Regions from separate parts of the Homo sapiens genome. Here region 2 is linked to region 1. The links are chromatin loops, found by intact Hi-C in ENCODE. Cell type or tissue: GM12878. All regions are shown on one strand. Each heading gives the region's core, and the rest is flanking DNA. Links, peaks and the distances in the headings are about the cores only. Region 1 overlaps LINC03063 (long intergenic non-protein coding RNA 3063). Region 2 has its middle 49 kb from the start of CDC42EP3.

Region 1 (16,152 bases), core at 5,075-13,074:
CTCAGCTCACTGCAACCTCCACCTCCCGGGTTCAAGTGATTCTCCTGCCTCAGCCTCCTGAGTACCTGGGATTACAGGCATGCGCCATCACAACCAGCTAACTTTTGTATTTTTAGTAGAGATGGGGTTTCACTATGTTGGCCGGGCTGTTCTCGAACTGCTGACCTCAAGTGATCCAGCCACCTCGGCCTCCCAAAGTGCTGGGATTACAGGTATGAGCCACCATGTCAGGACATAATTTAAAATAGTCTTATGCAATGCACACTGATTCTGTAAGAAACCCCAACTATGCTGTGTCATTAGTTTTACCTTCCATAAATAATAGAATTTTAGAAACTTGATTTTGTTGTTGTTGTTTCTTTTTGTTGTTTGCCTTCCTTTCCTGAGCTTTGAGGAGCTCTGGTGGAGAGCAGGGAATGGAGGTGGCAGGAGGGGAAATGAGTTGATGCCTTTTTTATCTTATGACAAATATTCCTGCTAGGTTCTAAAATCATTCAAACTACTCTCAAAATTGCATTTGTCTGTTTCAAGAAGTCATGGCATCCAAATAGTTGAAGACCTCTTTGAGTATTTTCATTCTGCACACTTGTAGGGCGGGGATTCTTGAGTTGGATTTGTCTGGTCCACTTTCTTAGCAGGTTTGTTTTCCTCTTTCTTCTTCCCATTAAACAACAGTGGGTTACATTTAAGGTAAAGAAATTGGATCACAGAGTGTCCGAGGGCTGTGGGAAGGAGGGAGATAGTGGCCTTTGCACGTCTGCTTTGAGGATAATTTTGTGTATTTTTCGAAAAACCGTTCCGTTTATTTTTTAGCACTAGGTGGTAAAGACTTAGTTCCCACAAGCCTCCCTGAGTTGGTTCCTAGTTCTGGCAGCAGTGGCCTCTCAGGAAGTTACTAGAAACTTCAAAACAGCCAAAAGAGAGTCCTGAGTGTTCTTCAGTGAAGTACTAGGTTTAATTTTCCATGGGTTGCCTATTTTAAAACTATGCAGACAAGATTAACTTGTGGATTTTTTCCAAAAGAAGCTGCAAAAAATTTCTGTCTCATGGAAGAATCATCCCTGAAAAGTTTCTTGCCTGGTAAGACATGGACCAGTTATTTTTTTTAAATAGATACCCAGATTCTCAAAATTTTTTTAAAAAATGAGTCCTAACATCTTACTGTTTACCTTATTAATTAGTAAGTTAAATAAAATATATGAGTATTCTTTTTATATTTGTCTGAGAGTCATGATTGCAGCAAAGGCAGGCAGGGAAACTGCATTGTCCATCTTCATGCTGGACCATGGCAGAAATTTAAAGCCAACAAAGCCAAATTAAAAGCTGAATTTAAAGCCAACATTGATATATAATTCACATACCATAAACTTTACCTGTCTTCAGTCTTTTAGGACTGGAAGTAGTTTTCAAATGATCGAAAAACATTCTAGGAAGAGAAAAACTAAGCTATTCGAGGGCAGTTTTGCTCAGTGTCTCAGGACGGTAACATCACCCCTAGGTTTCTGATGGTCGTTGGATTAAGGAAGGTGTTTGTGAATCTTTGTTTCCCATAAATGTCATCAGGGCTCTGCTTCACACAGGGGTTGTATCCAACCAGAGCATTCTGTTTTATTTGGTCTGAGTTTGCTGATGTTCTGTGACAACCAGCTCCGGATGTTTTATAAACAATTAACCTGACAGTTTGATGGATGAGGGTAACATTTGGGTATCATCTGCACTACAATGAAAGACAGATGATTATTTTTGACAGAAACGATCACCACTCACAATGTGGAAATGGTGAAGCCAGATCCCCGAGGCTCACACTGTCTATAGAATTAGGGCCAGATCAAAACCCACTTGAGAGTAGGCCCAATAGCCTGGGTGACGGACCCGATTTGGGCATTGGATGTGAGCTGCAAAGGCACACAATGTGTTTTAGAAAAGCCTATGTTTGCAGTTCCAAATGTGAGTGAAACAAAGAGAAAGAAAGGCAAGTCCAGCTCTGGCAACACTAAAATCAACAGGCCAGCATTGGCCCTGGGATTCATTTTAATTCACAACGTAGTTTTTAATGTTCTTTAAGTTTTGTGTCCTATTTTATTTCTTAATCAATTTTTAAAAATTGGCATATAATTCACATACCATAAACTTCATCTGTTAAAATGTACAATTCAGTGGTTTTTAGTATTTTCGTAGATATGTGCAACCATCACTCTCTTTCCAGAATATCCTTTCCATCACCCCAAAAGGAAAGCCTGTACTCATTAACAGTCATTTTCCCCCAAACCCTGGCAACATGAATCTACTTTCTATCTCTATGGGTTTGCCTATTCTGGAGTTTCATGTAAATGGAATTATCTAATATTGGTATTTTGTGTTTGGCTTAATTGACATAGAATAATGTTTTTGAGGTTCATCCATGTTGTCACGTGTATCAATATTTTATTCCTTTTTATGGCCAAATAATATTCCATCATATGGATAGACCCTATTTTGTTTATCCATTCATCAGCTGATGGACATTGGGCTTGTTTCTACTTTTTGGCTCTTATGAGTAATGCTGCTACAATTATTCATGCACAGGTTTTTGTGTGAGCATATGTTTTTCCATTCTCCTGGGTATATGCCTGGAAGAGAAATTGCAGTATAAATGGTAACTCTATGTTTAACTTTTGAAGGAACTATCCATTAGATTTTTAAATAAATCAGGTGAGTATCAGTGTGTCTTCTCATCTCTGTAAACAATCTGAATTCTTTGGGAAGAAGATGGTGATAGTAGAAAAATGTATAGACCAAGTGGTTTGTGGAATGCAGTGAGTGGGAACTGTCCCTGCAGGTGTCTGAGTCTATGACAGCAGCAGAGATACTGGTTTCTTTTTGGGAGGGAAGCATATCCATGTTGCAGCCAAGGAGCAGGCACATCTGCCACTAGCCAGTGGGGATGGGTGGGATGACTGATTTTTTCCTTTTTTTTTTTTTTTTTTGACGGAGTCTTGCTCTTTCAAACAGGCTAGGGTACAGTGGCACAATCTTGGCTCACTGCAACTTCCACCTCCCAGGTTCAAGCAATTCTCCTGCCTCAGCCTCCCAAGTAGCTGGGCTTACAGGCATGAGCCACCATGCCTGGTTAATTTTTGTATTTTTAGTAGAGATGGGTTTTACCATGTTGGCCAGGCTGGTCTCAAACCCTTGACCTCAGGTGATCTGCCCACCTTGGCCTCCCAAACTGCTAGGATTACAGGCGTGAGCCACTATGCCCAGTCAATATTCCCATTTTTTTAAATAAAACATCAGCCAATCCAGAGAAATACATTTTGTACCTACTATGTATGTTGCACACTGTGCGATTGCTCTGAAGGGTACTAAGAAGTATAACACAATGACCTTGGCTCTCTAGGACTGGATAGCTTAGTCCTGGGAACCAGATACACACGTCCTGCAAAAATGTCTTAACCAAATATCAAGTCGTATAGTATAGATTATAGGTTTTCTAGGGAACAGAGCATTCAGTGTGGGCTGTGAATATATGTGGGGGTCCCATATTCATAGTTTCCTCCAGGAAAGGGTAATGTGAAACTAAACTGGGTCTAATTGTACATATGTGATTCATCTTGGAATGGAAGAAGCATCTACTTTGCTTCCTTTTCCTCCCCCAGGCACTGTCTGTCCCCAAATTCATAAGACCAATGAACCCTGCTGGGACAACGATAGGATTTGTTTTGATCACATGGTAATTTTGAGCAAGAGGGCCTGGAAGACATATGGGCCTTGTTCCAATGTTCTATGAAGAGCAACGTGTCCCCTGGGCGAGTCACCCGACCTTCTAGACTCTGGCCATAGAAAAAAGTGGGCTTTTCTGGACACCAGATGCCTCCATGATTTGATTTCTTTTTGGTATATGACTCACATGGAATGATTTTAAAAATTGCTGTGGACCAAGTAGTGTTTCTGTCCTTTTCTGCAGCTGAATCTGGGCACATGAAGATGAAGCTGAATCAGTATTTTTTCTACACTTAATTCAATTCAGCACAGCAGGATCTGGATGAGGCAGGAAATGAGGAAGCAGAGGAACCCAGGGTGAATGTGAGAGACGAAAGTTCTGGTTCAGCTTAAAGTTAAACCAACACAAGGGTTAGATGGGGCATTGTGTAAATCAGCATTTTGTTTCTGAATCAGAGACAGAGACATTTTGGGTAACAGAGATAGGAGACATTTGAGCTGCTTAGGGGAGTTTTGTTCTAAGGTCATACTTGAATTTCTTAGAAATCAGAGTTCCTATCATTTTCCCAAAGAACACAGTGAGGATTTGGCCTCCTAGTCATTACTGATCAATTTAATACCATGTTAACAGTAGTATAGCAGTTTTGCAAAAAAAGGAGGAAAAATCCCAGAGTTCTTTGGATTTAATAACATATAGTAATTTAGAGCAGATACATTTAATACCAGTGTTCAAGGCTAGCTACATATGGCATGGAAAATATGTTTTAAGTTGGTCAAATCCAACACATTGGAAAATAAGTGAATCAGCTATAAATCTCTGAGAAAGGCAAAGCCATAGGGGTGGACCTCCAGTTTGTTGGAGGTTTCACATGGAGTGGCCCCCAAGTCACTAGAGTTTGAGGTTCCTTTTGCATGTCTGGAAAGGCCTTTGAAAATCAAGCATGAGAACTATTTTATGAGAGCTTACTATGTGAGCCAGGCACCATTTTGAGTATTTTCCATGTATTAATTCCTTTAATCCTCAAAACAATTCTATAAGCATGGTGGATGCAAGTTACTCTCAAATCATTCAGAAAAAAAATTTAAAAAACAGAGAGAGGGAAAGAAAGAGAAGGAGAAAGCAAGTGGGGAAAATGCTACACAGGAGGAATGTGAATAAAGAATAAATAGGGCTGGGTGCATTGGCTCGCACCTGCAATCCCAACACTTTGGGAAGGTGATGCGCAGGTGGGTCACTTGAGCCTGGAAGTTTGAGACTAGTCTGGACAAATGGTGAAAGCCCAACTCTACAAAAAATACAAAAATTAGCTGGATGTGGTGGCATGTGCCTGTGGTCCCAGCTACTCTGGATGCTGAGGTGGGAGGATTGCTTGAGCCCCAAATGTCGAGGCTTCAGTGAGCCAAGATCGTACCACCACTCTCCAACCTGGGCAACAGAGTGAGACCCTGTCTCCAAAAAAAAAATTAAAGAATAAAAATGAGGAAATAGGATTTCTTTGTACTAATCTAGCTCTAAGTTTGAAACTATATCAAAATAAACACTTAACAAAAGTACCCCTATGAAGAAGATGTTATTCTCATTTTAGAGATGAAAAAACTGAGGCACAGAGAAGTTAAGTAACTTGCTTTTGGCCCCCTGATACCAAGTGGTGGAGCTCGGATTCTAGATCATGGTTCAGGGAGGTTGATAGGGAAAGAAACACAGATATAGAAATACTATTAGTTGTTCAAGGGGTTATTTTGATCTTTGTTGACAACTTCATACTACAGACCGAATATTTGTGTCACCACCCCAACCCCAAATTTACAGATTAAAATTCTCACCCCCAATATGATGGTATTTGGAGCCCTTGGAGGTGATTAGGGCATGAAGGTGAAACCCTCTTGAATGGAATTAGAGAGCCCTCACTTCTTCCACCATGTGAGAACACAGTGAGATGACGGCCATCTGTGAACTAGGAAGAAGCCCCTCATCAGATGGCAAATCCTCTGGCATCCTGATCTTGGACTTCTCAGCCTCTAGAACTGTGAGAAATATATTTGTTGTTTATAGGTAACCCAATTTACAGTATGTTGTAAAAGAAGCTCTAACAGACAAAGTCACCCCGGAAGCATAATTTTGGTCTTGTCACCAAGCTTAGCATTTGGGTGCTTGGGCAAATCTAGTGGAGAGGCAGGCAGGCTACAGGAAGTGGAAACTATGAGAGCCAGGAGGTGCCTAAGATATCATCTGATTGATTGCTCTGCGAAGTGTGGTCCTTGCACTGCTGCTGGCCCAGACACTGTTACCTTTTTTTGGCCAGATAAGTACAGAAAGTATGGGTAAGCATTTAGAATTCTTATAGAAATTTGACATTGCTGCACCTTCCAAACATCATTCTTCTGGTAATTCATTTTTTTATTGTATTTCACAAAAACACAGTCTACAATAGATTGGGGTGGGGGGAAGAAAGGAAAAATGTGTTCCTTCATTACACATTTAGTTTGAGAAGCAGTGGTCTAGTCATATTCTATTTACAGGTGAGACAACCAAGGCTTGGAGAAGTATTCTGAGAGCTGTTTCAAGGTCTCATAATTATACAGTGGGAGAAGAGGATCTAGAACTGGGTCTTCTGCTTCTAGCTCTGGTGCCTAGCAATCTTTAAGGGATGCCATTCCTACTGAGCCATCACATTCTAGGCAGCCATAAGGGCAGCCTAGGATCCATCTCTCCTTTATCTGCAAGTTGCCCCTGGGTACCAAAATAGGAGCCAGAGCTCTGGCTAAAGACTGCCCATATCAGTCTTTGTTGGATTCAAGCTCTGGGGTTAGGGAGAGAGGACATCTCTCTGGGAACATTGCTGCTGACATCTCATTGTTCCCTGCCTTTACTGCTCACTTGCTAGTTATTACTTGGAAAAGATTGATCACTGGTGAGAAGAAATAGGAATTCAGGTTATTAGGAACGTTTCCCAAGGATATAGCACCTTTTTAATCCCACAGAAGTTCATAAATTTTCCAGCTGTGCCAGAGGCACATGGTTGCAGAGCGTGAAAGCCAACTGGCACTCTAAATGGAACAAGTGGAAAATTCTGCCTGTGAAAGCCAAAAGGAATTCTTCACCTTAATTAAGAAAAAGCTCTGCAATATTGAAAGTCTAGGTAGAAAAGACAAGACTTGGCATCTGACTTCTTTAAAATGAACTCTGCTTAATTAGGACTTAGTTAACATAAATTGGAAAAGATCAAGACCAAAGCCCATTGAATTGGGTCCAGTTTAGGAATTAAAACTGTACAGTTCAACTCCTGCCCTTGACAGCAGTTCTGCCTTCTTAGTTTTATAGGTAACAAACTTGATCCCCTTCCTAAGGGAATGTGCGTAAGCTATCTGCTTCTCTAGGGGAAATGAACTCTAGTGATTTTGAGAGATTACATTTAAAGGGCAATTTTCATTTACAGTTATCTGATTCAATACGTGTGGAGCTTTGCATCAACCAAGAACTTGTTTAGGGCCACTCTTGGTGTCCGGCTGCTTGCAAAAGTCAAATCAGTAAGCTATGTAGGACAAAATGTTACTCAGGTTGAATCACTTCATATTAATGAAATGTAAATAAAACCAGAGAAAGGGAAATTTTAGAAATCCAAATAAACACCCTTAATGTGATTTGTCTTCCCAAACAGTTCCCTGGATTCTCTTTTCTGTGTGGTCATGTCTCAAATGCCTTTTAGTGATAACCCTGAATACTCCACATTTCAACAAGATACAAACATTTCTCTCTTGTGTTCTTATTTGCTGTTTCTGTTAGAAACATGAAAACCACATCAACTAGATGGAAATCCTAGAGGAATTTAAGAAGAAAAGATCAATTGTTTGACAATAAACGTGGTAAATCCCATGTGATCAAATAAATGCTTATACATGAAAGCAAGAATATTGTACTTTGAACTCTTAACTATAAAGTTGGGCTAAAAATGATTGGGCAGACCTGTTGGTAGGGGAAGCTGTATTTCAACACAAAATCTAAAAAGTCTTAGATGATGAGGCAAAGATCAGTGGACATGTGAGAGCTGACATTTTCTACTACTGAGGTTGTTTTGTTCTTGGTTTAAGAAAATGGATCTGGGATAATCTAGTTTTTATGAACTCCTGCAAACGAAGCGGCTTTAGTTACGTTGCAGTTGTTGAAAAGGACTGACCCTTCCCTGTAGCTTTGATGTGCAGTGTGAATTTGGCAAAGGGAACTTAAGTTTGCCTTTCAGTGCTGAATGGCACCATTACCGAGGCTCATGTATCTGTCAGAAAAATCACTTCTCTCCTGGTAAAGCCCCTTCTGTCTCAGGATCATGTGAGATTCACCACACAACACTCACTAAACATGGTATCATTTTTACGTAATGAGGGAGTGAGAACTGGAACCTGATTTCATATTTTTTCCCACAGATTTTACTTTCTACTCTTGTCAGTCATATCTGCAAGGCTGACAGTTACCAGGGGCTGTGGCCAGGCATGAGGGAGAATGTGTCATTGCTGGCTGCGTTGGTCATAGCAACGTGTCTGCCTCAGAACAGATCCAGCATGGATGAGCAAACAGAAAAATGTGTAAGAAGGCTTGTGACTGAAACAGACCAAGGGTGAGTGCCGGGACTGTCCATCAGAAACTTTCAATGATCAGTAACAGGATATTCACACAGTCATTTTACTTTTCAATAACTTATCAAGTTGACAAGCAAATAATTAATAATGGTTTGTCACTGGTTGGCAACTTCTAAAAAAGTCTATGGCTGAGAAGGACACTCATTTCTCATAACCTCAGCCAGTACTGAATTACAATGCCAATCAGCAAATGTATCAAACGCCAGAACACTGTTAGCAGCAGCTGAGGCATCAGTATGAGTGAGACATATTTCTTATTCACAACAGAAACTCAGAGTCAGTGGAAGAAAAATATGTAAACACATTTTTCTAATGCAATAAGATGAGGGCTATAATAAATGTATGAAAAAAAGTGCTACAGGAACACAGATGGAGGGTTGATTGATTCTGCTTGGGAAAGTCTGAGAACGCATCACAGGGAAAGAGAATTTAGCTTCTTCGAAAGATGAGTAGAATTTATTAAAAAGGAGGTTATTTTAAGCAAAGAAGTGCATCATATGCGAAGGATGATGTCAAGGATGTGCTTGTCATTTTCAGGGTGTAAGCGTAGAGCAGTTTCATTGTCATTATCTCTGTGTGTTCAAGAGGTACATTCTCCCAATAAATCTAATTTTCAGGACTATTGTCTTCCTTTGGACTCAAAATCTAATTTGCAATGCAAATCTGAGCAGTGACTTCCTTGTTTCAACGGTCTCAGACTGCCCCTAGAAATGATGAATGCATGGGTCCCATAGGTGAATGCATTGGTCCACAGGCAGAGAGAATGGAGTTCCAAGTCAGTCAGGCCAAGGTTCAACACAAGGAGGTGGGAACTTCAGACTGGAAGCTGAAGCAGTTTCTATGGTCATTAGCGGCAGAGGCCAGCCCAGAAGACCAGGGAGACTTCACTCCAGTAGAGGCCAGAAGAAGATTCCCACTATCGGCTTCAGATTCCTCTTTTGTAAAATGAGCTAGTTTGACTAGATCTGTTGCTGGCAAACTTTGTTTCCTAGGCCCCAGGGTTCCATGAAGGTTCTTCTGTGGCTGGTGATGAGAAAGAGTAAGGCCAACTTGGGAAGGCTAAACCTCCTCCACCCCTTCACTTCACTAGAGTAGTCTGATTTCATTTGTTTTCATATTGGCAATCCACATAAGATAAGTTTGAAAATGGTATATTTTACAGTTCAGACAAAAAGGAAAACCTTGGAATAGAGAATTAAGTGCTGGTTCTCTGGGATTCCAAGCCTCCTTTACTTCCTCTGAAATCCCATAGTACTTGATTTATGCCTCTTTATAACACTCATTTTTACCCTGTGTTATTTTTTATGTTTCAAAGACGTGCACTTGTTTTTTCTCTTATGGATGTTTTTGCTCAATGAAGGCAAGTACATGGTGGCTAAACCTTCCCAGACACACTGGCCTTCTTCCTGTTCCTCAGATTCACTAAACTCATACTCTAGTGTCTTTGCATTTGTGATTTTTCTCTATCCAGAATATGTTTTCCCAGATCTCCATGAAATTTTCTCCTTCACCTATTTTAGGGATCTTCTCAAATGTGACCTTATCTGATGAAATTTCCTAAACACCTTACATATATATAAAATGTAATTCCTATTCTCCTTACACACTCTGTCACACACACACACACACACACACACACACACGTCTATTCTGTTTTAGTTTTTCCATAGCACTTAACATCACTTGACATATTTTATATTTCATTATTTGTTTCACGTCCGTCTCATCCACTAGAATGTAAATTCCAGGGGCCAGAGACCTTTCTGTGTTGGTCACTGATCTATCCTGGACACCTGGAACAGCGTCTGACATGGAGTTACCACCCAGTCACTGGAAGTATTTGAGACTCAGTTCCTGTCCAGCCAAGACCTCCTATTAGATAAAAATAAGATCCCTCTTGCAGTGACTGACAGTTCAGCCATGTTTTCTCATTGTCTATAACGTCCAAACCAGTGTGCCAACACAAACCACCTCCTCTAGTACAGTCTGAATAGAATTGTAAAGAGAGAGCATGGGATTTGGAGATGGAAGATTTGGATTTCAGTCTTAACCGTCATATACTAGTGGGGTGCTTTTAGGCAAGTGACTTAATCTCTCCAAGCTTTAATTTCCCCACCTGTAAAAATGAGGTAATAATTGACCTGTCATATAAGGTTGCTATGAGGATTATCACAAGTAAAATGTGTGAAAAGCGGTTTGCAATTTGCAAAAGACCACGTTAGATGTGGCTTCTGGAAAATGAAGCAGTAGAGAAACAGGACTCTAAGTTGCCCTTAAGCCAATACTAGTACTTCTGGCAACTACCTAATTCCTCTGGAAATGGGGATAAGGATACCCCTTTCTGTTTGAAGGTGGAGAAGTGAATCAGATGATCTAACTGAAATTCCTTCCAGCTTTATGATTCATGATTTTATGTTTGTGATGAAATCAGTAAGAAAATATTGAGCACAGAAAGTATTTTTACTGATACTACAAGGTTTTCAAATGAGTAGTCCCCCTAAACAGTCTCTTTTAGCCCTGTAGAATCATCTGTTACCATATGTAATGGAAAGGCAACTTTATTTCAAGATTTATGCTAATTTCTGTTTCCTCATATTTATACTATGTGCCTTAGCCCCATAGATTCAGAAAATAAATTATATATCTATGGAATGCATTTGGCACTTAGCTTAAATTGCCTTTCCCACTAAACTATTTTTTGTTTATTACCATTGATATAAAATGCTTGAACGCTCAGAAGGCAGTGTGTTCAGAGGCAATGAACACTTAAAAAGGAGTTAAGAATTTAAGTTCTTGTCATGGTTCTGTCACTAGCCAGTTAAGCAGCCTCAGGCAAGTTGCCATCTCTCTGGGCCTCAGTTTCCATATGCATGAGTATGTGTGTGTACATATTACATATATATTTATATATGCTGTATGTAATGGGGAGGGGAGAAGTCACATGAAGTACCAACTGCAGACTCAGGAAGAGAACTGCCTTTGCTTCAGAACACACCTTATATGGGCATGTTTGGTTATGAAAATGAGACCTACTGACCATAGCTTGACTGGGCTAGGACTGAAACAAAAAGGAATATGTTTCTCTACGTTATAGAAGAAAAAGATACTGATGAGGTGACCCGGGAAGAGAGAGATGCTGGAGAAGGGGCTATGAGCAGGAGGAGACAGGGGAGCAAGGCCCAGTAAAAAATAACCAGAGGCTGGGACTCGAATGAAGAAATAAATAGACACCGAGAAGCTCTGAGTGATGGGAAAGCTCTGAGTGAGGGGATAAAGCAAGTGGGGAAAATGCTACACAGGAGGAATGTGAATAAAGAATAAATAGGGCTGGGTGCATTGGCTCGCACCTGCAATCCCAACACTTTGGGAAGGTGACGTGCAAGTGGGTCATTTGAGCCTGGGAGTTTGAGACTAGTCTGGACAAATGGTGAAACACTGACTCTACAAAAAATACAAAAATTAGCTGGATGTGGTGGCAAGTGCCTGTGGTCCCAGCTACTCTGGATGCTGAGGCAGGGGAATTGCTTGAACCCGGGAGACAGACGTTGCAGTGAGCCGAGATCACGCCATTGCACTCCAGCCTAGTGACAGAGCAAGACTCCGTCCCAAAACAGGGACAACTGATGTCTGGTGAGGAGACATTTTCCTGATGGACTGGGAGCACATCCACTGGACTAATAGATGTATTTGTGCTGGATTTGTGTTCTCTTCCTAACACACTTTGTCTCCCTCTTCTAGGCCCTGCTCTCTGCTAGATTTTCTCTTTCCTTAGTGTCCTCATGGCTATGCTTGGGGTGCCAAGTCCTTGGCTCTCCAGTTGCAATTGCAGTTGCTTTTTTTTTTTTTTTGAGACGGAGTCTTGATCTGTTACTAGGCTGGAGTGCAGTGGTGCAATCTCGGCTCACGACACCCTCGCCTCCCGGGTTCAAGCGATTCTCCTGCCTCAGCCTCCCAAGTAGCTGGGATTACAGGTATGTGCCACCACGCCCAGCTAATTTTTGTATTTTTAGTAGAGACAGGGTTTCAACATGTTGGCCAGGATGGTCTTGATCTCCTGACCTCGTGATCCACCCACCTCGGCCTCCCAGTGGAAATTGCATTTTTAAGAACAACTCTTTTCAGAGGAGCAGTGGATGACGTTGGTGCTCCCAGTCAGACCTCCCAGGATCTTTTTTCTTTTTGAGGTGGAGTCTCCCTCTGTCACCTAGGCTGGTGTGCAGTGGCGCCATCTCAGCTCACTGCAACCTCTGCCTCCTAGGTTCGAGTGATTCTCCTGCCTCAGCCTCCTGAGTAGCTGGGATTACAGGCACGCGCCACCACTCCTGGATGAGTTTTGTATTTTTAGTAGAGGTGGAGTTTCACCATGTTGGTCAGGCTGGTCTCGAACTCCTGACCTCGTGATCCACCTGTCTCGGCCTCCCAAAGTGTTGGGATTACAGACATAAGCCACTGTGCCCGGGTGATCTTTTTTTCTTTACCATTTTCGTGTACACTCATATACCCCTTTGCTGTGCATTTGCTTCTAACTCACGGCTTCTGAAGCTCTTTCGAGAACTGCTTTCAGGTTGCCAGGGCCTGTGCAGAGAGCCCCTCCAGCCACAGCACCTGGGCATTTATTCTCTCCACCCCGCTTGTGGCCTTGATGAATGGCCTACAAGTGAGGTAGGTATGAAAGCCCAGTGCTCTTGCTTTTCTTGCCTCTGGTACAAATTGGAGGCATAACTTACACTCCAGAGGTCCCCTGCAGGATCAGGCCAAGACTACCCTCTGTAGGACTTGCCTGCAACAACACCCTTGTTTGGCTTCCTCCCCTTCCTGCTGTCCTCCCTGACTTAAATTTTTATTTTAGGTTTGGGGGTACATGTGAAAGTTTGTTACATAGATAAATGGGTGTCACAGGGGTTTGTTGTACATACTATTTCATCACTCAGATATTAAGCTCAGTACCCAATAGTTATCTTTTCTGCTCCTCTCCCTCCTCCCACCCTCCCCTCTCAGGTAGACTCCAGTTTCTGTTGTTTCCTTCTTTGTGTTCTTATCATTTAGCTCCTGCTTGTAAGTGAGAACATGCAGTATTTGGTTTTCTGTTCCTGTGTTAGTTTGCTAAGGATGACAGGTTCCAGCTCCATCCATATTCCCACAGAAGACATGATCTTGTTCTTTTTTATGGCTGCATAATATTCCATCGTGTATATGTACCACATTTTCTTTATCCAGTCTGTCATTGATTGGCATTTAGGTTGCTTCCATGTCTTTGCTAGTGTGAAGAGTGCTGCAGTGAACATTTCTGTGCATGTGTCTTTATGGTGGAATGCTTTATATTCTTCTGGGTGTATACTCAGTAATGAGATTCCTGGGTCGAATGGCAGTCCTGAGAAGCAGTCTTAATAAATCACTTGCTCACAAACCCTGAATCCACATCTCAGGTAGCCCAACCTAAAATCACCCTCTATCTCCTGAAGTGGAGGCTTTTAACTCTTTTTAGGTCATAGATACCTTTAAGTATCTGATAAAAGGTCTCAGCAGTTTTCCTCTTTTTTAAAAATAAGTACTGCTAGTCACAGTGGCTCATGCGTGTAATTCTAGCACTTTGGGAGGCTGAGGCAGGAGGATCACTTGAGCCCAGGAGTTTAAGGCTGCAGTGAGCTATGATTGTGCCACTTCACTCCAGCCTGGGCAACACAGTGAGACCCTGTCTCAAAAAACAGCAACAAAAAAGTGAACATGCCTGTAATTGGTTTGCATTTGTTCTACAGTCTTGGAAATATAGGACAAGCCTCATCCTTGATTTTTGCCAATTGTCTCTGACTCAGCCTTCCACCCACCAGGTGGTTGAGAAATCCAAGGAGGGCCTTTCTTATTCTTCCTCACTCTTCACTTGGGATCATACAGGAAACCTGGTCCAGAAATGCTGGGAAGGGCAGCAGGATTTCGTTCCATACTCTCGGGATTTTGTTCTTCATTCAGGGGTACTGCTGATGATGTGTGGTTCTGCTCAGGGATCTGTGCTCAGGCCCTCAGACTGCAGCACTAGCGTTCAGACTCTCCAGGTGCATAGCAGGAAGCACACACTCAACTTAGATGAGGACTTAATACCTCTGCTGTACTCTGTGTGAGCCCCACCACCAGATCTTACATGGACAGCACCTCTCGCCTCAGTCTCTACCCCAGATCTGTTTTCAGGAACCACCCTGTAGTAGCTTCATGAAGCTACCTCACCCCTACAAACCAGCCATATTCCCTTTGTCTTCCCTCTTCTAGGGCAATTCCATGTCTGCCCTCTGCCTCCAGCAAAGAAATGGATAGTGGTAGTCTCCTGGGCAGAACTGAGTCCAAAGAGCACTGAAAAGTGAAGAACGGCTATCTCTCTAGAAGGAGGAAGGGAAAAGTGCCCTTTTATTCCTCTACAGACAAAAACTAAATAAGGCAGACATTAATGACTCAATAAAATACCATCCCCATACAATATTGTATATGACCCTAGGAAGTTCAGTGTTCTCAGTACTCCAGGTTGTAAACACCTGATCTAAAGGAAAGGAAGTAAGAAAGAAAGCTGTCCCCTATCCTACCTGTACCAGCCAGTGACCAGGATGCTCAACTTTAGAAGTAAAATGTCTCTCCTTGATCTAGAATCTCTCTATCTTATGTCCGTGGCTTCCCCCTCATCCAATACCAAAGCTGTTTTAGTGAAAGAGAAAGTGAGGCAAGGCTACTAGACCCTTTGGTTTTACCAGGGTACCTAATTAACAAGCAAGGACGTGATGTTGGTACCATTTTTTACCATTGTCGGCATCATGTTGCAATTATGACAACACTTGTTGAATCTGTTAAAAACAATGCCATTCAGAGGCTTGTCTCATGAGTTGGTGATAGGCCTTGGGCAAAGTATTTTGGCCAGGTGATGCCAGTGGTAAACATTCCCAATAGTCAGATGGTGGCCAGAGACCATCAGCTTCTCATGAATAGGAAACATGTATTATTCATCTTTATATACCTAGCAAATAGCATAATACCTAATATTATTACTATTACATAGTAATACTAACATTATTAATAAGTAAGTGTTAGGTGGACCTAATTCATCTTAAGTGAATTTTATTTGCTGGTTAGCATGAAGGATTATGTTAAAAATCTTTATAAATATCTCCTTTTGGAATAGGAAGATATCTTTATATTTGCACTTGCTGTGTACTTCACCATCTTGAAGATAATAAGGTCACATCTCTTTAAATATTTAAATTAAAAGGACCCTGAGTCCTGTCCCACTATTGCACAAACATTGTTCATTACCAGAGTGTTTCCTCCTATAAAAGAACCCTAAACACTTAATCCAGCCACAAGGTGGTTGCTCCAATCTCATGCTTTTATTGGAGTGGGAACCCAGAAACTTCTCTTTGAGGCTAGAGGACTCAGTCTGGGGGACCACACATTTCAGAAGTATCCACCATGTGACTGTTGCTGCCACCATGGCTGGAGGCCTGTTATTGCGGTAGAAACCAGGCAGCTGCTGCCACAGCACAGTGTTCCCACCCGAGTTACTCTTCTTGCTCCTAAATCCTTGCCAGGATAAGAGCTTAGATGCACCCTCTTGGGCTGGAGGACCCCATAACCACCACTAGAAAATAGTTAACCCATGTCAAAATTGCCTCATGTGCTCACAATGGTGTAGCTATTTAAATTCACCCACGTCTTAGTCTGTTTGGGCTGCTACAACAGAATACCACAGACTGGGTAATTTATAAACAACAGAAATTTATTTATCACATTTCTGGAGGCTGGGATGTCCAAGATTAAGGTGCTGGCAGGTTCAGTGTCTGG
Region 2 (16,152 bases), core at 5,079-13,078, 52 kb after region 1:
AGGAATGCTTTGTATTGGTCTTTTAAAATTCCAACAATTTCTTCTGAAGAAAGGGCTCTCCTAGTTTGAAAAATCTTAAGACAATCTGATCTCAGGCCCTGTGGGTGGTTAACAATATTTAGGGTCATAAAAGCTGGTTAACATCAGCAGGCAAGAGATCTTGGAGAAATGAAGGGACAGAAGTGGAGCAGACAAGGAAAGGGTCACCCTACCCCAGCAGTCACAGAAGTCACCAAACTTCACCAACATGATCTTCCAGCTTGAGCTGCCTCTCCATGTCCTCTCTCCCCGGCCAGATCTGATTCAGAGAGTGCCTGGGCCAATGAACATCTAACTGATATATTGAACAAATAGAGTTTAATCTGGTATGATCATGAAGTCATGTTTTTCTCATCACTGCTCCAGCGAATGCCATCTTGGCTCCTTTCTGCTGACTCTTGCCTTTGAATGAAATCTCACAAAGACATCCTCGTTTTGGTTATTCTTAGACAATAATGGAAAAGTCCTCTAGTTACATCTAGCCACAAAAAATATATATCTTATTTGAAATTAAAATGTCCAGGCCCATGTAATAGTCACATTTAGAGTAGAAACCCTGTTATCCTCCATGCAGGCTGGCTTTCTCCTAGAAACTTGTATGAAGTCAGGGAGGGGAGGCATACCTACTTTCTGTATTTCTACGGAGCATGTTTACCATTCTCCTTTACTTACTAGGTTGTCTTGGATGACCCAGGGCTGAGGCAGGGGAACAAGAAGAGATAGGGAAAGTTCTTGCTGGATGGTCTGGTGCTGGTCTCCTCTGGCTATGGGTCCTTAAGAGGTTCTTTTGCTGGGTCCCACTAACTACAGCTTCTAGCCTTTTCGGCTGAGGTCACTATACTATTTCCAGAACGTACCCCTGAGTGGGGTCACCTTTTAAATGACCCAAGTTGACAGTCCTACTACGAGTTACACATCTTGGAGTCACATGCCAGTGGCCTGGCATTTAAATCAGAGGAGGCTTCAGCTAACATCCTCTTGCGACTAGTGGCAAAGGGTTGGTGGCCTGGGTGTGGCTGGCTGCTAGAGTGTGGAGCTGGCAGAGGTTTTGCTGGTGAGATGCTGCCGGGGTTTTGGAGGAGGAAGTGGGTGGAAATGTGGGCCTTGCCCTCTCTCAGCCTGTGACAGCCTCTCTCTTTCCTGCTCCTGTTCCTTGCTGTTGGTTGCCCACTTTTCCCTTGCATCTCTCAGGCCTTGCCTTCTTCTTTGCAGTCACAGCATCCACGTCATCTTTTCCTTTTTTTATAGGATTTTTGGCTTCATAGAGAGGCTTGGTGGTACCAGCCTCTCTGTTATTTTTGTTCTAAGCCAGCCACATCTTCCCCTTTCACTTGCTAGACTGAGAGTATTCTGGGTGACTTTGAATTGAGCAGAGGTTGCCTTGGCAATCTGTGTACCCAGGGATATTGATTGGGACTTCAGGAAGTTCATGTGAGCTGACATGCAGACATAAGAAAGGGTCTACTGGGCAGAAGGAGCCAGGGCAGGACAGAAGCTACCAAGAGGAAGGGAGAAGGGAGGAGCTGCCTTAGAGAAACACAGGATCTGCCTGCCAGGAGTTCACAGGGTTCAGCAAATGGCCCAATTGTGATAGACAAGAATTACACAGAGGGAGTAAGTTCTAAAGCATTTAAACATTCCAAGCAAAACAATAAGGGCTGTGAATATCGACTCAATAATCCTTCCTATTCTAGGATTTTGGAAAAACCCATTTTACGAATTCCCTACAAAAAGTTTCCAAATCACTCAGAGAATAGTGTATTTGCCTGAAAAACATCCAGACATTCCTTATCAGCAGGCTTATGCTGCCAGCAGTGGTAACACTGTGCTTTCCCCTAAGATGTGCAAGGTTATGAGCCATGGAACAGATGTTTGCGGTTTATGACTACCTCTGCTTAAGCCTGATTTCTTAAACAAGTAGTATCTTTCAGGTGCCTTCTAATATGCACTGACTGCATTTGCTGGAGGCCTCTGTCTTAACACAGTCTCTTAATTCCCCTTCCTTTTGACTGTGTGGTTCCAGGAATGCTTGGATTTTAGTAAAATCCTGGCCTTTGATTAGGGCTGAAACTGTGCCTACTGCCCTAATGGTACATGGCAAATTAAATATCCCCCAACTTGGGTTTTGATGTGTTTGCTCTGATGAACTTTTCTCATTATGGGTTGATATGGTTAGGCTTTGTGTCCTCACCCAAATCTCATCTTGAATTGTAATCCCCATAAGCCCCATGTGTCAAGGGAGAGACCAGGTGAAGGTAACTGAATCATGCGGGTGGTTTTCCCCATGCGGTTCTCGTGATGGTGAGTGAGTTCTTACGAGATCTGATGGTTTTGTAAGGGACTCTTCCTCCTTTGCTAGGCACTTCTCCTTCTTGCCACCTTGTGAAGAAGGTGTCTTGCTTTCTCTTCGCTTTCTACCATGATTGTAAGTTTCCTGAAGGCTCCCCAGCCATGCTGAACGGTGAGTCAATTAAACTTCTTTCCTTTATAAAATTTCCCAGTCTCGGGCAGTTCTTTATAGCAGTGTGAGAATGGAATAATACGTGCATCGAAGGGCAATTCACGTCCTTTCTCTCCTGGGTTGGATTTCTGGAGCTAAACTCAGGTTTGCAGGAGTTAGCATTACTTCTTCACCATGGAAAAGAAAAACAAGGACAGGTGGTTGCATAAAGGACCCAGTGATTAAATCGAAAGCACCTGTGAAAACTCAAAGTCAATATTTTCTTTAAAGGAAGGGAGTGTACACAATCATGGTTGTTTAAGTTAGCTACCATAGCAGAAATGACCTGAATATCAATGATTGGCTTCAGCTGCTCAGCACGTCCTTCGGGTCGAAAAGTTGGGCAGTGGCCTCTGCCAACTTGTTTTTAATGAGATATCCTAATATTTTGAACAACATTGCTATGCTTCTATTTCTACCTTAATGAAAACAATGATATCACTTATACTTATTAAGCACTAGCCATGCATCCAGCACAGAACTAAATATTTATATGGATTATCTTGATTAAACTCCTCACAATAACCCTATGAAGTAGCTGCTATTTTCACGAATAGATGATAAAACAGAGGCTTAGAGACAATCTGCCCACAGTCATATAGTTTGTAATTGAGTCAACCCATGGCTGTTGTGACTCCAAAGTCCATGCTCTTACTTAGTATTGCCTGCCTGTCTTCATCAGTTGGGTAGAAGGTAACTTCTAAGTTTGTGTGTGTGTTGGTGGCAGGGGTTGGTGTTTTTTTTTTTTTTTCCCTTCCCAGGTGTTTGTTATCACAATGATTTTCACAATTCCATGTCCTGTTCCTGTGCTCTCTGTGGTGTTGACTGCATCAGTGGGAGCTTAGCTGGGGCACCTGAGTTCTCCTCCAGGTGTCCTCTGTGAGTGGTGTCTCATCCTCCAGGGCATCTCCACATGGCTTCTCTCCAGCAGAACAGCCTAGTCTTCCTCACAACATGGCAGCTGGGATCCAAGAGGGAGCTTAACCAAGAAAACAAACCCCTTTTCCAATTGCTTATATTAAGCCTCGCTTGCTAAAGTCTCATTGGCCAAATCAAGTCACATGATCAAGCCCAGATTCAACGCAGGAGAGAACTTTACCAGGGGTAAATATCAGGAAGTGTCATTCATTGGCGAAGCCACAGTAGAACAGTCTATCTCATTAGTAATAATAGTAATGATATCTTTCATATATTGAGCACTTACCATGTGCTAGTCAGTGTGTTATAGGCTTTACAAAATTATTTTAATCATCATAGTAACCCAACCTATCAGCTTGGTTTTATTCCCATGTTATAGGAGAGGAAACTGAAGCTCAGACTAACCTGATAAAATGACAAGAGTGAATTCAAACACTGATCATTCTAAGTTCCCGATCCAAGAGATAGAAATATGGTATACAGAAAATGAAAAAAAATTTTTTTTTCGTATAATGATAGCCCTTGGAATTCATAAGGAAAAAAATAAAGGTACTAGTCAATGACTTTAATGCTCAGTAGGTAGCATGTTTAGGGGCCTTCCTGCCTCAAGACTAATTCTCTTGTATTTGCAGCCAGCCTTTCTAATTCTGGTATTTTGAATGGAGAACAGTCAATAAACAAAATTGGGTATAATTAGGCTAATCAAAATGTGAAATAATATAGTGTAACTTTTCTTTTAATCAGCCTCTTGTTTTATTCTTTGGCTAAATGAGCTGGTCTTTCCTCTGGCTGTGTTTTCAAAAAGTTCTGCTCCAAACCATTTGGCAAGCAGTGAGCTGGAGAAAGAACGAAGGGGAAGGGTCTATACCCTATAATGATGCAGATTTCAAAACATAGCTTGGATTTTTGGAAAATCCCTTCATGAGCATGAAAAATACAACAACTATGTTCAGATGCTTTTGCCAGCTGAAAACCACCATGACACTTGAGATCAGTTGCAAACGTTCTCTCCTTCCCCACCAGCACCCAGGGCTGTGGTCCAGGCAGTGAACACAGTGTTTGGCCTGTCCCAGGCCTAAGGGTGTATGAAGTGTGGGCATTGTTGGGTGAGCTTGGCTGGGAGGGCAGTGCCTCAATGCAAGGGAATCATGTGGAAAGATTCATGGAAATTTATATTAAAATATGATACCTCCAAAAATAATTTCTTGCAAGCAGCAAGAATTAACGCATTGTGAAACAAACAGAGCTTTCACTATTAACTTCAGGGAAGAAAAAAAGGGAGGGTGGCTGGCTCAGTGGAAAATATCGGCTGTAAGCTGTGATTTTTTTTTTCTTGCCTTTCCCATGCTAGATGGCACTAATTGAAGAGCTCAGTTGTTTGGGGAGGGGGTTTTTGGAGGAATGTAACATGATCACGTGATTTTTGGTGCATCGTGGGGTCCCTATTTTATTTTCACTGTTAACTCCACCATTGTTTTGGTCTTTGAGGTAATTTTAAATTTTAAGCTGATTGCATGATTTTTCTGGAAGTCAACACTCGGAGAAAAGGCTGATTTGGAGGGCCTGCAGAAGTGCTGGGGTGGGTGTTGACAGATCTGAGTGACATTTGCATGGTATTTCCCTGTGTCACCCCACCCCTGCCACCCTTAATCACCCTAGTGGCAGTGGTTTAATGACACAGAGATCCTGGAAAAGAGTGTTTCTCAACCAGTTTCTTTCAAAGGGAAGCCATGGAGGAAGGAGCCATTTTATCTGAGCAAACAGCAAATTCTTACAGGAGCTTGTAATGGCTGTCCATTCTCCCACTCCACCCCCCAAAATAGAACTTGTGGTGTGAAATGAGGACAGCAAATGATTCATATGTAGATGGGTTTATAATTCATTCTAGAAATAAAGCTGAGCCTGTAAATGACATTCCAGGAAAAATAAGAAAGAATGAGTGGCTTTAAGGGTACACCAGACTGCTTAGGCCAAAATTAAAATATTTGGTAGACTTAAAATAATTATATTTATTTTTTTGAAAGGTAATATGTAATTAAAATTTCCTCTGTGGAATAGTCACTTAAAATAGGTTTGTAGTATTCATATTGTGAATTTATGGAGGGATTGTATGCTTTGATCTCATCAATGGTTCTATAAAGAAGCTTTGACATGTAATGTTGATAGTGACAGAACAGAGGCTCAGATTCTGTCACTTTCCAAAGGTCACACAGGTTGTAAGTGACTTAAACTTGGAAATTGTGTCTCTAAAGCTCATTCTCTTTTCATTAAGTTATACAGCATCTCACTCTATAAGGCTGTGTAATGATGACAGTCATGGACCTGCTCACTCATGATCTGGGTGGTGAAGAGTTTTGGATTTAGAATTAGAAGAGGTAATTGGATTAGATTAGAGTCTCACCTGATGTTACTTAGCTGGGTGACTTGAAGCACATCACTAAAATTGTCTGAACCTCAATTTCATTATCCGTAAATTTGAAGGAGATATCATTTATTTATAGAGTTAAGACCAAAAATCGTAAGTGTAAAAGTTCTCTGAAGATGGTACAGTGCTCTACCATGATATACTATTTCTTAGGTACAAGCTATTATTTATTAGGCACAGCAACAGACTAGGAGCTAGGAGAAATTCAGAAGTCTTTTTTATAGCCTGCCTGACAACCTCTTTAATTATTTTCCATCTGCTCAAGAAGCTCCAAGCCCTGGCCACACTGAACTTTTTAATTTATCCTTTACACGATTTGCTCTCTCATATCTCTGTGCTCGTGCGTAACACCCCTCTCCTATGATCTCCTATGCATCTTTCAGAGGCTCTTTTCAGCTCTATTGGTAGTTTTCCTCTTCTAGGTGCCTATGCATTTTGTTCACAACTCTTATGGCATTTCCTACAGTGTGTTATAATTCATCTGTTTATATATATGCTTCTGCTCCTTCCTAAGCTATAAGCTTCTCAAGGAGACATGCTGCCATCTGTATTAAGTGTGCCTGGTACATAGTGGACATCCAAAGGCTTGCTCAATGAATGCATGACTAGAGGTGTAAGAATTACTGTCCTGATCCTCATACACATTACAACCTAATCGAGGATCATGACAAATAGACATGAAACACTAGCAAAATAAACAGGAAAAAGGATTCTGTGATGTAGGTGCAAACCCTTAGCATTGCATAAATTCAGAGGAGCAGGAGACCTTTGAAAGCTAAAGGAATCAGGGAAAGTTTCTGTATGTGGAATTGCTTAATGATAAGTGATGAATGGGGAAATCATTAAACCCACCAGAATTCCTTCAGGGAGAAAATCCTGTTAATTTGGAAGGTACGTAGATGCTAAATACTCAAGGGATCTGCTTCGGGGCAAAGCTGTACCATAAGAGGAAGAGCATTTAGCTATTGTTCTAAGAGATAAGGATGAGGAAAGGGAGAGTGGAGGTGGATTGAAGATGATGGCTGAAGACCACACACCCAGCAAATCTCAATGACATTGACTAAATCCTGAAGTGCTTGAACTGAATGGATTTTTTTAAAAAAGGAAACAATGAATGGACTCAAATTATCCATTCCTTGTGAATATAGGAACGTGGAAACAAAGAGGGAACCAAGGCACAGCTATTCAGAGAATACGAGATGGCCTTCTCAGGGTTCAAAGAGATAGATTTGGGGTTTGGGCCAGGTTTAACCAAATCTCTCAGGATTGCAGCTGAGGAGCAAAGAAAAGGGGAAGCTGATATCTGGATGACAATATCCAAATGAGTTGCATCTCCAAAGCAGAGAATTGGCCATGGGTCTTAAGGAATCATCCAAGTTAAAGCAAAATAATACTTCAGCCCTCTATATAAACATTCCTGTAGCCACTGCCCCCTAGACCTATAGTTTATAAATCTCAGTCTACCCAGTATGCTGATGGAGGAAAAGCTTTCACCTAAACACCGACCGTGTGAGTTGTTCATAATACTAAATTCATTTAACTTACAGAACTATATTTCAAAATGTTATTTTTCTGACATAATTGTTCGTTTTTAAATGAATTGATGGCTTTTGATGTCTTTACGTGGCAAAATTAAAATGTGTCAACTTCGTGTTCATTTTCTAAATTTCTTAGAGATTTTATTGGTCTATAAAATCCAAAATTTGAAGAACCACCTCTTTTAATATGACCCATAGTATCATTTCAGTTAGCTAATTTGCTCTGAATTAAATGGCAGATTTATTTTCAGTTCCTGAATTCATTACTGGTGGTCATGGTTGGTGTGGTTTATTAAGGCAATTCCTTTTCGAGTCACATCATTCGTAGCCTCTTCAAATTAAAATTTGTGAACAGGTATACTGCCACAGGTACCCTGAAGGCTGTCTGCATATGAACAGGGTTTGGTTTTGTAGTCAATATGCCATTCAACAAGATGAACCCCACAGTTAGTAAAAACAATAGCTTGCATTGTATTATTACAAAGCAGTGTTTGTGTAATGATTACATATTTTCACTTACATAATTATGAAATGTACAAGTGTGACTGCTGCACAGTAATTAGTCACAAATGGCACACATTTCATGTAAATGGCTGCAATTCCTGTGACTCTTCCTATTGGGGCTAGCTTCATGAGCGTGTGACCTATCTAGTCCCACAGGGTCCCCTTGCTCAAGAGGGCCCCATGTTTGGTTTAATGTGCTGTGGCTGCTGTCTTGAAATTGTTCATAATTTTTGACAAGGGGACCCACCCCACATTTCCCCTTTACACTGAGCCCTCCAAATTACATGGCCATATCCAACTGCTATTGCAAAGATTCAAGCTGGGCTGGGAGGTAGAAATAGAAGGACCAGGTAGAGAGGCAGGGAGCAAGACTGAATCCTTTTAGTCATCTCAGGAGCCTCTGCCTCCAATCCAACAAGAAGGGCTTCTCCTGTTACTTAGAAAGTCTTGGCTCTTTTATTCAACTGGAACAAGGAAGAAGAATTAGCTTTTCAGAAAATAAAAAGTTTTGGTTAGGTCACAGTAAGGGGGAGCTGGGGAGATGCTATGGTTTTGATATGTCCCCAGATTTCATGTGTTGGAAACTTAATCTCCAAATTTGTATGTTGATTGGAGATGGGGCCTTTTGGAAGTAATTAGGATTAGATAAGGTCATCAGGGTTGGAGTCCCCATGATGGGACTGGTAGCTTAATAGGAAGAGGAAGAGAGATCTGAGCTGGCATGCTCTTGCCCTCTCACCATGTAATGGTGAGAAATCAATGTCTTTTCTTTATAAATTACTCAGTCTGTGGTATTTTGTTATAGCAACAGAACATGAACTAAGACAGATAATTGATACTGAGGAGATGGGCTATTGCTAGTAAGAAATACCTGAAAATGTGGAAGCAGCTTTGGAAGTGGGTAATACATAGAGGCTAGGCTCTGAGAATAACTCACAGTGGTCAAGTGGCCTAGGAGGTGCCTTCAGGGAGACCAGAAGCACTTGATGGGATAAATAGTGGTCATAAGATAGGCAGTGTAAACTACCTCACTCTTCCCCACTCTTCCGTAGCATCTGCTGTGAAGATACTGTTTCTTATGGTTTTGTTAGTGGATTTCTTTGTGGAGCTCAAAGTTCTGAACCCAGGTTGATTCAACGTGAAAATAAACATTGATCGTGCAGGCTCAAGGAGCCAGAAGACAGGGGTCGGGGGATGGAAGGCGGGACAGTGGGCAATTGGGCTCAGAGTGATGTGTCCTCAGTGAGAATTCCAGTTTTGCCATAATCTTCCCTGTGAAGTTCTGAGAATGAGTGTACAATGCCATAATGTCCTGGACTATGGTGGGGATGGTGGGTGTTCCCCACACTTGAGCAGAACGAAGCCTGTGTAAGCTGTGAAACTGTCAGCTTTGGAGATTAGTCATCCTTGCTCAGACCCTATAAAGCTTTTGCATTAGTTAGGCTGATGTTTCACTTTTAACTCATATAATAGGCTTCAGACACTTGGAAATAGTGCTTTTATCATTAGGTATGTTGCCATTTTTATTTTTTCAAGTTTCTCGCTCTCTCTCTCACCACATAAGTACACTTAAAGCTTTACCCTTGCTATGAGGTTAACCTAAGGCAGAGGGTATGTTGCCAGCTATAGGCCAAAAGTCTGGGTAGGCATGCGAGAAAGAAATATTTTGGTAGCAATATAGCTTAGGAAGTCAATATTTTTTAACATAAGTGACAGCAAATATTTACAAATTCAGGCTACTGTGGGTGTTCAGATTCTGAGTGAAAAGCAATCTCATGCACTGATATTTACTTTGAATATGTTCTCCTTTTTTCAGCACCCATGACTAATTCCCCTTTTCACAGGGTGAAGAGCAAGTTGGCTCTTGATCTAGCCAGAAAAAAAAAAAAAGGTTTTCTTATACTTCTGGTAGTAGGCATGTGGTTAGAATACAGGAGTAAGAAAACAAATGTGACTCTTAAAATTATAGTACACATTAATAAACGAACTAAACATCTAAATGTTGCTAAAGTGACTGAATCACAGATCCACTGTTTCTTACTCTGGTTTTTGCTAGAGGGGCAATGAACATGTAAATTGAGGGTACAATGCAGCAAATGAACTAAATTAGAGACTTTATTTGAGTATTGTTGATGCCGGGAGAGATGAGAAAAATAAGACAAACCTTGCCTTCAAGGAACTTATATTTGTGAGGAAAATACATCAACAAAGCAAAGTCAAGTAATCATAAAAATATGAACGGCTCTTTAACAGTAGAAGGGAGGGAGAAAGCTGAGCGTGGTTAATTTATACATGGAATGTATGAAGTTGTTTCAGAGAGGCAAGAAATTATTTGCCTCTCTGAGTCTTCCTGGAAACAGTCTCCCTGGAGGAGGTAGATTTGAGTATTGAAAGGAGCATTCTAGGCAGGCAGAAGGCATGAGTGGAATCACAGAGGTGGTGAAAGATCCATGAGAGTGAGATGAGTAAGCCAGGCTGGCTGATGTGAGGTTTTGGGATGGTGAATAATTGGAGACTGTGCTGGAAATAGCTAGTGCATTGGACTCCAGAGGGTCTTAATTGGTGGGACAGGAGCTTCTGCATGCACCATGAAAGACCTGCTCTGACACAGTGAAAATCTCTGCATCTCCCTTTCCCACTGAGTCATCTTAGGCTTCCCTCTCTGCTTTTCCCTTGAAGCCAGGAGTCCATTCCCAGTGGGCAGGCCCATCCTTCCTGAAATCCAGCACAAGATGAGGCCTGGTAGGTGAGTGTGCAGGGCCATGGTGCAGACTCCTCCAAGCTCATCATTACTCCAGCTTGGTCAGGGTCTGTTTGGAAAATGGAGTGGTGACATCCTCTTGCCTCAGGATGTGTGGAAGCTCCTTCCATGTATACAGTAGAAACAGAGCATCTCTGATCCTTTATTACCCCCAGAACCCACTCTCCTGGCTCCTGGCCGAAGGGCCTGAGAAGCAATTGTAAAATTGGGAGCTTGCCCAAAGGACCAGTACTATATAAAGATTCATTTCAAACCCTGAGCAAGGCGTTACGGATGCAGACCTGATAATGAGCCATTATGAGAAAATGAAAAGCACAGACTTTGTGGTGGTGCCCTCAGAGCTAAGTAATTCTGGAGAGTAATTATGAAGCAGAAGAATGATTATACAAACTGCAGACTAAACATTTAGGCCCTGTGTGTGAGGCCAGCTGACAAAGCAGAGGTAATTAATAGGCAGTTACAATGTGGAAGATTCTGGAAAGTAGAGTTCTGTTGTCTGAAATTTAGTCTGACAGAGGAATATTAGCAAGATAAATGTATTTGGACCAAGCACTCCCGAGAGGAAGGGCATGCTCAAATTGTTTCTGTAAAAAGTCTCTGGCGGTGTTTGGCTCCCTTCTGCGTCCTTCATGAAACAGTTCTCCTTGAGTATTACGGTTGGCAAGCATGTGGGTGGGGGAGATGTCACACGCACCCGCTCCAGCTGTACAAGCAAGCCACTGCGAGGATTAGACGCTTGTTAGTTATGAACTTAGGTGTCTGGTCTGTTTCTTTGCCTTTCAAAGGCACTTCCTGGCAGAGAGGTACAATGGTGCTTTGCAGGAAACCCTGTGCCCACAGCATCTGTTCTGCAGCTTGGCAGACCGCAGCTGGCCCTGAGCATGGCCTACTAATTCTCTGGGTCAGGTGTGGCTGTGGTGAGATGGATCTCAGCCAGGTAAGACCCTCTAATCTCTGTTTTCTTTCTCCTGCCATAGATACACTGATGATTGGAGGGTATGACAGGAATTCTTGCCTGCCTTTGGGTCGTGAGGGAAACAGAGACAGCGTAATGGCTTTTTGGAGTGCCAGGAGCAGAGTCCCCAGAGTTCATTCTTAGAAAACTATGAAGCTGTTCTTTGAACTCCAACTTTTTCTCCTATATTCATTCAGGGCTCTTTCCTCTACAACCCCCTCATTCTTGCTGTTGATAGATGCCTCTTTCCTACTCTCTAAATGTCCAATTTTATCTTCCTTTGGAATGCCATCAAATTCTTCCTCCCTTTTTCTGTACCCCACCTCCAAAAATAATCCCAACACCCACCTCGTCAGAGTGTCCATTTATTTCCTCAGGGCTAATCCCAGAAGGAGCATACAAGTTGGTGAACTCATACTAATATGTGAATGATTGTTGCCCTTGGATGGTTAGAAAATCAAGGTAGTTGTCCACTGTAGAAGATTGTTTAAAGCCAAGTGGTTAAGAATATTCTATATCCTTCCTTTTGCATATATTATCTCGTTCATCCTTGTGAAGCAGATAATCTCACCATCTCAATGTACAGAAAAGGAAACTGAGGCTCAGAACATTTTGAGTAGCCTACTTAAATAGTCTAGGCAGAGATTGAACCCCCACGTCTCTGGCCCCAAGAGGTCTTGATAATTCCCTCACAACTGCTGCCTAACAGCAGATAAAATATATTTGGATTCTTCTCACCTTTAAGAAAACCTAGTAAGTTAATCTCTAAAAATCAGCAATCTGCTCAGGGGATACAGGGAGAACTAGGACTATTGTCCCAAATGTGTAGTCATATTTATCTGCTTACCAAATGACCATGTGTTGAATCCCTGAAAACCATGGGAGAAATACCAATTAAAAAAAAAATCAGAGTTCTGTGACTTCTTCTTTACTAGGTTTCCCTAAAATTATGTTTTACTACAAAACCCTGAGTATAGACCACATGCTACGAGATGATCCGTGATATCTCTTAGCCCAGTTATAACAACTTACAGTTTTCCTTTTTTTTTTCTAATTGAATACAATGTTCCCAATTATATTAGTTATAAAAGATAATTGCAAAAACCATGCCTGGTCATTTAAAGTCATCTTCTTCTTGAACCAGTTGGTTCCATCTGGTCTTCTGGATGAAAGAAGTGGAAGACACTGAGCTGAGTTCTGCCCTCCAGTGAGCTTTGTTCTCCAGAAGTTACTTTCTATGATGCCAAACCCACACATCTGGTGAGAAGCAGATGAGGAAGTTTCCCTTGGGATAACCCAACTGGAGGTGATTCACATCACTCAAGGGTGATGCCATAGTCAGAAAAGGAAACTTGACTTAGGCAGAAAAGGAATTGTTGTCTCTCATAACCAAACCATGGGAGCATAGGGTTGTGGCTGGACCTTAGGAATAATCTGGATGAGGAGTCAATGATCCTAAGCCTTTGTCTCCCCATCCCTGGCCTCTGCTTTTCTGTACTTGTTGATTTCATTTTGTCTGACAGACATCCTCCTGACAGCTGAAAACAAGACCAGCAGAAGCAACCAACCCTCACTGCTCACAGCTTGGGCCCAGTGCTCAGCCCCAGGACCAGCTGACACTGATAGTAGCTGTTTTAAACCACAGGAATAAAATGGAGGAAAAATCATCTTCCAAAGACGAGAAATGCTGCTCACAAAAGAAAGGTGCTGTGTAGATTCCCAGTAAACAATATTATCTATAAATGACTCTGGGAATCACTAATAAGTGATGATGAAGCTGATTATGCATTATATAAATGTTTAGATTTGAAAAAAATTGATTTATAGCATATAAAATCCCATTATTTTATATTACTGAAATAGGAATATGAAGGAATGGAAACATTTTATTTTAAAAACATAAAGTTACACTAAGACATTAGCTCCTTTGACTCACATATTTCAAAAACAATGACGGTTTTCAGTGGAAAATAATGCTAAGAAGTTCTGAAAATAACAGTAATAAGGAAGAATTTGAGTAATGAAACATTTATTCACTCATTTTCCTTCAAGTATGTACAATATAGCTATAAAATAATTAGACTAAAAAATGGCAGGCACAGCAGAACCTTAAACCAACAAATTTAAAGTATAGACATTTTGTTGGTATAATAAGAGCATTAATATGTATTGAATGTTTACCAAGTGCAGGTAACTATTATAAAACCTTTATTGGCATGATCTGAATTAGTTCTCAAAACAAATAGTTGGCAAACTAAGGCCTGTGGGCCAAACTCGGCCCACCTTCTATTTTTGTACAGAGTTTTATTGGAACACAGCAACACTCATTCAATTATGCATTGTCTATGGCTACTTTTATGCTACAGAATTGAGCTGTAGTGGCAGAGACTGTATGGACTACAGAGCCTGAAGAATTTGCCATCTGGCCCTTTACAGAAGAAGTTAGTTGATCCCTGCAAAACAATCCAATGGAGTAGGTACTGTTATTTCTGCTTTACCCCAAGGTCACAGAATGGTAGTTGTCAGGGTAGTGATTCAAATCCTGAACTGTCTGACTATAAAGTCTATCATCTTTTTAGATAGATTTATAGCACAGAGCACAGGCCCTAGAGTCAGACTGTTTGGGTTCAGATCAGATTCTACCATCTAGTAACTGCATATTGGACAGTTTGCTTAACTGCCCTGTACCTCGGATTCCTCCATAACTCTTCCCATTGGTAATAGATGTGGCTGGTCATCCTTCGTGTCAGTACAGGCCTTGGACCCGGGGTGTCTGTCCTAGGCCCTGCATCTCAGGGCCTCCCATGCTTTGGAGTGCCTCCTTCAACATTCTCAAAGTTTCTCTGGGAACAGCTGGAGTAGCAGTGCCATCTGGGCAGGGTACCCTGAGCTGGGACCAGTAAGTATCCTAGTCCCCATTTCTGCCCTTTGGATTGCTCTTTGATCTCTACTTCCCAGCCCTCATGTGGGGCTGATCTGATGCCCCAAGGAGCTCCAGGACTCATATCTGTGGGTTTATTTTGGGATCCTTGACCTGGCCCTGATTCCGGGTGGGTGACCAGATGAGCCACTGCTCCCCAGAATAGCCCAGTTTTTCTTGTTGAGTCACCAGGCAAGTGCAGACATGTTGATTTTGATGACTCTCACTTACGTAAAACCCATACGTTCAGGGCTCTGAGGTTCTCATGGCCCACTGCTGGCCCTTGACTAGAGCCATATGTGGGGTCCATGTGTCAGGTCTCACCTCTCCATGTCTGAATAAATAGTGGCTTCCATTCTACAGCACCCCAAGGTAGTAAAGGTGGTGTCACTTACCCTCTCCCCTGTACCCCTCCCATCACTAGCACCAGGAAAGTCAAACCCCATCGCTGAGCATTCCTCCAGAGCATTGTCTGTCCCCAAAGAACATTTGACACTTGTTCTGCAATGTTAGCAGACCCTCCTGCTTGAGGCCCTCCAATCGATGTGTTGCCTGTGTCAATGTGTTGACATGAACCCTCTGTGCTTAAGCCATGTTGGGGAGACGTGGACATTTCTTGTACAAATAGGACCACTCTTCTTTTTCTACCCATGGGTTTCCCCCACCTCCCCATGGTGAAAGTGTGTGGAAGGCAAAGGTGCTGTCAACATTAAAAGAAATCACATTCTAGGAATGCAGGAATTACCGTAGGGAGTTCAAGAGAAGATATGGTCAGAAAATATGCTCTTCTATATTTATGCTATAAAATTTCAAACAGTGAATTTAACATTCTCAGAAAATGAATTAACATTCACATTTTCCTGCATATTCTGGGCAAGACTTGACTTTGTGGTCATCATCTCCAAAACACAGTAACCGCCCTCCCTTGAGAGCATCAGTGGAAGCCAGGATTCATGGGTGGCAGCAGGGATGACACAACATCATGATTGATGATATAACCAGCATTAAATAAATGATATTAAGGAAATCCAGAGGCTAGAAAAGCTGTTATTTCAATACAAACAAATGCTGAAGAGCCAGTGTTGTAATAACAGCATTGCAACCCTTTTCTCCCAGTGAGACATGTGGAATTAGCACATCTAACAATAAAAAACACAAAGAGGATTCTGGCATCTGCACAGAAAGTGATGGTGCCTAGACACTATGAAAAAATCTTCCCTTGCACTGATTGAACAATAAGCAAATACAAAAATACCTGTTCTTTACCCATTATTCTAAATCTTCATTGATAAATCATGACTCAGATAGGCCTACGAATTTTGTAAAACATTAAATCAAATTCCTTATACAGACAGGGACTTGGCAGAAAATATTTTCCAGGGACACATACCATAAAGATGCCCTGCTTGGTATTACCTCATTTTCTTTTCTATGAAGTCACTCTTGCTTTCACTTGCAGTTTCTCCTGTCTTTCTTCACGTTGGTGCTTTCCCATGTTTTTTTTTTTTTTCTCGTTTAGGGTGTTCTTTCCTTCTTTTCAAAAATCACTTTATGCTTTGTAATATTTGTAGCCCTCAACTTCTTTCCAAGCA

The links. Peaks named below come from ENCODE experiments on the same cell type or tissue, not always from the same donor. Only the 100,000 strongest peaks of a DNase experiment are listed, where the experiment ranks them.
Region 2: it touches region 1 in a loop (5-fold over the local background); 18 of 110 quality-filtered maps call a loop at or near these places.

Annotation. Positions count from the first base shown.
Region 1 is chr2:37,562,881-37,579,032 of GRCh38, forward strand. The region is part of intron 1 of LINC03063 (long intergenic non-protein coding RNA 3063); the gene reads left to right. Among named protein-coding and RNA genes, the nearest start is that of LINC03063, 8.5 kb to the left of the region's middle. RefSeq lists enhancers at 7,898-8,207, 8,308-8,367, 11,432-11,621. In GM12878, for the core only: no CTCF peak of the experiment used is centred there; DNase peaks (open chromatin) are centred at 8,151 and 11,321; H3K4me3 peaks cover 885 bases; H3K27ac peaks cover 6,011 bases.
Region 2 is chr2:37,614,932-37,631,083 of GRCh38, forward strand. No RefSeq gene overlaps it. Among named protein-coding and RNA genes, the nearest start is that of CDC42EP3, 49 kb to the right of the region's middle. RefSeq lists enhancers at 10,255-10,524, 14,004-15,203, 14,666-14,755, 14,766-14,815. In GM12878, for the core only: no CTCF peak of the experiment used is centred there; DNase peaks (open chromatin) are centred at 9,340 and 11,440; H3K4me3 peaks cover 1,635 bases; H3K27ac peaks cover 7,535 bases.